Regions from separate parts of the Homo sapiens genome. Here region 1 is linked to region 2. A link is an interaction called in ENCODE POLR2A ChIA-PET data of the cell type or tissue named here. Cell type or tissue: CD4-positive, alpha-beta T cell. All regions are shown on one strand.

Evidence for each region. ChIA-PET counts read pairs that join two places held together with the same protein. Peaks named below come from ENCODE experiments on the same cell type or tissue, not always from the same donor. Only the 100,000 strongest peaks of a DNase experiment are listed, where the experiment ranks them.
Region 1: POLR2A ChIA-PET joins it to region 2 with 5 read pairs; 4 of 35 experiments call an interaction of 5 or more read pairs at or near these places.

What each region holds. Positions count from the first base shown.
Region 1 is chr21:33,249,822-33,252,321 of GRCh38, forward strand. All of the region lies in intron 6 of IFNAR2-IL10RB (IFNAR2-IL10RB readthrough), which reads left to right. The region is part of intron 6 of IFNAR2 (interferon alpha and beta receptor subunit 2); the gene reads left to right. Among named protein-coding and RNA genes, the nearest start is that of IL10RB-DT, 15 kb to the right of the region's middle. In CD4-positive, alpha-beta T cell, no CTCF peak of the experiment used is centred here; no DNase peak of the experiment used is centred here; H3K27ac peaks cover 208 bases.
Region 2 is chr21:33,384,059-33,386,558 of GRCh38, forward strand. No RefSeq gene overlaps it. Among named protein-coding and RNA genes, the nearest start is that of IFNGR2, 18 kb to the right of the region's middle. RefSeq lists a silencer at 1,985-2,190. In CD4-positive, alpha-beta T cell, no CTCF peak of the experiment used is centred here; a DNase peak (open chromatin) is centred at 943; H3K4me3 peaks cover 894 bases; H3K27ac peaks cover 806 bases.

The DNA of each region.
Region 1 (2,500 bases), 130 kb before region 2:
TTCAAAGGCTCTGAGGCTGGAGTGGGCCCGGTGTATTTCAGCAACAGCGAGGAGAGGTGGCTGAACTGGAGTGACCAGGCAGGAGATGAAGAGGAGGTGAGGTCAGAGGGTAAATGTGGCTGGACCTGGTAGGAGTTTGTGGGTCTGGGTCTTCTGAGTGTGATGGAAGCCTGTGGAACCCAAGGCTTAACAGAGCATCCTGGCTGGGCTGTTAAAAATAGACCACAGGGGCAAAGATGGGAGTTAGGAGACCAACTAAGACACAATCCAGGGTGGCAGTCACTTAAGAGGCAGTAACAAATTATATGATTATTATCATTTTTCTTTTAATATCGACATGGATTATAATCAGTACTCTAGGAAAAGGAGCAAAAATGGGTGAAAAATAAGTTTATGTGGCCTAAGGACTATGTGGAGTGTCATTAAATCTGTTTCAATCATGTCTCGTTTGTGTTCACCCCATAAGCAACTAACTCTATGTTTTAGATTATGATTCCTAAAATAAGAGACTGTTGCTTATTAGGATATTGACTACTCTATAAGAGGAAAAACTGTAGTTAATAGGCATCTTCTTCATAAGGAAAATTAGCCTTTAAATCCAGAAAAAAAAATAAGCTACTAGTATAATCTAAGCAACAGATGGTGGTGGCTTGGACCTTGATAGTAGAGGGGTAATGAGTAGTGAGAGGCCATCAAATTCTGCATATATTTTGGGTTTTGTTTGTTTGTTTTTGAGATGGAGTTTTGCTCTTGTTGCCCAGGCTGGACTGAAATGGCATGATCTTGGCTCACTGCAACCTCCGCCTCCCGGGTTCAAGCCATTCTCCTGCCTCAGCCTCCCTAGTAGCTGGGATTACAGGCACCCGCCAGCACACCCAGATAATTTTTTGTATTTTTAGTAGAGACAGGGTTTCACTGTGTTGGCCAGGCTGGTGTTGAACTCCTGACCTCAGGCGATCCACCCACCTCAGCCTCCCAAAGTGTTGGGATTACAAGCATGAGCCACCATGCCCAGCTCATAATTCTGCATATATTTTGCATGTGGAGCAAGACTAACTTCCCCATTAACTATGGAAGATGATGAATGAAGCAGGTGAGGGTTAGATAGGGTTAGAGGGTTTGGGACATGTTAAATTCCAGGTGTCCGTAAGGAATCTAGGAGGAGACGTGGGGAAGGAGCTGGATGTGCCAGTCTGTTGTCCAGGAGAGAACCCGCAGCTAGAGAGAGAGCCTGGGAGTCACTGGCTTCTTGGTGCATGTTGAATGCCCTAAGACCAGATGAGGTCACCTGGGAATAGACACTCAGAGAGAAAACAAGACATCCAGTGACAGAGCCCAGGAACATTCCAAAATTTGGAGATCTGGCAAATGAGGAAGAAACAGCAAAATCGACTGAGAAAGAGCAACCAGCATGGTAGGGAGAGAAGCAGGTGAGAGTGATGTCCCGGTAGCTGAGAGAAGAACTTTCCAGAAGGTGAAAGTGGTCTACTGAGTCCAGTGCTGTAAATGGGACAATTGAAGAGGACTGACTATTGGATTTAGCAACATTGTGTCCTTGATAAAAGTAGTTTTAATAGAGTTAGGGGCAAAGAGCTGGTTGGAGTAGATTCAAGAAAGAGTGGGAGGAGAAAAATTGGAGACAGTGAAGAGAGCTCATTCTTCCAAGGAATTTTTCCAAACAGGGAAGGAGATTGTGTGCTGGCCACTGGAGGGGAAGCTTTTAGTTTGTTGGGTCGTAAGTTTGTTTGTTTACTAACTCCTCCTCCCAAACAGAAATTTACAGAAAAACATCATTACTGAAGGCTGTATTTGAGCTGCTAGGAATCCTCATTTATTAAACTGCTAGTAAGAATGTATTTTAAAAACTGTAAAACATGATACAAAAGTTATTATTCATGAAAGAGCCTTCATATCATCTTTTAAATTCTGAAGTGAAATGCAACTACAGGAAAGAAGAGGCAAGGTGTTTAAAGGGAGATGGCTGGGCACAGTGGCTTACGCCTGTAATCCCAGCACTTTGGAAGGCCAAGGCAGGCAGATCGCTTGCGGTCAGGAGTTCAAGACCAGCGTGGCCAACATGGTGAAACCCCATCTCTACTAAAAATACAAAAATTAGCCAGGCATGGTGGCGGGCATCTGTAATCCCAGCTACTCAGGAGACTGAGGCAAGAGAATCTCTTGAACCCAGGAGGTGGAGGTTGCAGTGAGCCAAGATCATGCCACTGCACTCCAGCCTGGGCAACAGAGTGAGACCCCATCCATCTATCTATCTATCTATCTATCTATCTATCTATCTATATCTGTCTATTGATAAAGGGAGAAGATGAGAAACTAGACATCAGTCAGTTTTGTCACAGACAAGCTCTGTGACCTTGGAGAAGTTACTTAGCCACACTGAGCTACAGTTTTCTCATCCGTTGAATGGAGGTAATGCCTATTTTGCAGACTGTTTTGAAAGTCAAAAGGGTTAATGTTTATGAAGGCACTTTCTCAAGTGTAA
Region 2 (2,500 bases):
TGTGCACCACCATGCATGGCTAAATTTTTTTTTTTTTTTTTTTTTTTTTTTTTTTTTTTTTTTTAGAGAGGGAGGTCTTACTACATTGCCCAGACTGGTCTCAAACTCCTGGCCTCAAGCAATCCTCCTTCCTCGGCTTCTCAAAGTGCTGGGATTACAGGCTTGAGCCATCACGCCCAGCCTATCATCCTAGTTTTGTTTTTTGGGTTTTTTGTTTGTTGGTTGGTTTGTTTGTTTGTTTTTGAGACCTAGTTTCACTCTTGTCACCCAGGCTGGAGTGCAATGGTGCAATCTTGGCTCACTGCAACCTCCGCCTCCTGGGTTCAAGTGATTCTCCTGCCTCAGCCTCTCAAGTAGTTGTGACTACAAGCATGCGCCACCACACCTGGCTAATTTTTGTATTTTTAGTAGAGACAGGGTTTCACCATATTGTCCAGCCTGATCTCAAACCCCTGATCTCAAGTGATCCTCCCACTTTGGCCTCCCAAAGTGCTGGGATTTCAAGTGTGAGCCACCGTGCCCGGCTGCCTCATCAATTCTCTATAAACAGTTATTAATGAGAAGTCAGTTGAGCTGTTTCTATGTATTTGTTTCCAGAAAGAAACAGGGTGCACCTAGACCACCCTGGACCTCAGTAAAAGGCTCTCTTCCCTTTAAATAACTGATCGAGAACTTCTAATTATTCTTCTATGAACCTTAGAATGTACCAAGAAAATCCATTCCACAGAGTCTTATTTCTGGGCATCCTGTGCATATGAGCTGAGAGGAATCTGTGATTTTTATGCAGCGCTGAATGTCATCAAAAGGCTTCGAGGAAGAGTTTCCTGAGTTTCCTTGATGTTCGCGGCGCTTACTGTTACTTTCACACTTAGCTAAGTAACCTTTGATACTGTGTGGTTATAACATAATAACCACAGGTCCTTTGTCTTCTCTGTCAAGAGTGAAGAATTCGAAGGACTTTAACCACTGGTAAAAGTGTCTTCTCACATAAACCGCATAGCAGCAAGCATTACGTGAACCAGCTGGTTATTCTCACTAAATGGGTTAGATACAAGTTACAAGCCGATCGCGAAGCTGCCTAGACTGGATTGAGTGTAGGTTAGCCAAACGGCATGATTGAGAAGATAAATCTCATCTGTCCACCCTTTTCCCGTTAGTTCCAAGCCAGCCTCGTGGCTGAGCCCAGCTTCCCAAGCCTCTCTGAAGATGGCGTCAGGCAGTCCAAGCCCGGTTTAGCTAAGAGTGCTTCCAGCCATCCCAGGCTGCAATCACGCCTTCCTTTGCCATCTGGGCTCTCCCCAGGTTAGTGGAACTGCTTTCTGGAAGGTGAGTCCTGCCCTGTGGAGTGCCTGGAGTAGGGACTGGTCACCAGCATTAAGTGCCCAGGGAGGGAGCACGTATACACGAATCAATTTTTAGAAGAGACAATAACCCACTCAAAAAAGGGCAACAGCCAGACTGGTAGCTCATGCCTGTAATTCCAGCATTTGGGAGGCTGAGGCGGGAGGATGGCTTGAGCCCAGGAGTTTAAGACCGGCCAGGGTAACTTAGTGAGACCCTCGTCTCTCTCTATATATATTTTTAATTAGCTGGGCATGGTGACCCCTACCTGTAGTCTCAGCTACTTGGGAGCCTGAGGTGGGAGGATGGCTTGACCCTAGGAAGTTGAGGTTGCAGTGAGCTATGATCATGCTGCTGCACCCCAAACTGGGCAACAGAACAAGACAAAAAAAAATGGAGTGGGGGAGAAAAGATGTGATAATAGAAAAAGAGATTCAAGTGTTGTTAAACAATGGGTGGCCAGCCGGGCACAGTGGCTCACGCCTATAATCCCAGCACTTTGGGAGGCCGAGGCAGGCAGATCACCTGAGGTCAGCAGTTCGAGACCAGCCTCAACATGGAGAAACCCCATCTCTACTAAAAAAAAAAAAATACAAAATTAGCCGGGCGTGGTGGTGCATGCCCGTAATCCCAGCTACTCAGAAGGCTGAGGCAGGAGAATTGCTTGAACCTGGGAGGCGGAGGTTGCGGTGAGCCGAGATTGCACCATTGCGCTCCAGCGTGAAACTCTGTCTCAAACAACAATGGATGGCCAACCTCATCCACGGTCAAAAAATCCAAATCAAACAACAATGAGATATCCTGGGGGTGGGGGGCAGTTTCATGGACAAATATTACCCCGTTTAATATCCTTGGTACCAGTGAGGTTGTGGGGAAAGAATGTGCTCACTAGCGGCCCCTGAAGGAGAACTGAGCACCTTTCCTGGCCTTGGGGCCTCCAAACCGGCTTCCTGGATCTTCCAAGGATTCTGCTACCAGTGACCTTCCATTAATTTGTTTTCTGCTTAAACTAGCTAGGGTGGGTTCTGTTGTTTCCAATTTGGCCTCTAACAGAAGGCCTCTGAGCTTCAGTTTTCCTCCCAGGTGAGAAGGGGATACTGCTCTCTTCTTTACAAGTGGGTTGAGAGCGTTTCCCGAAATAACATCTCAAGTACAGCTG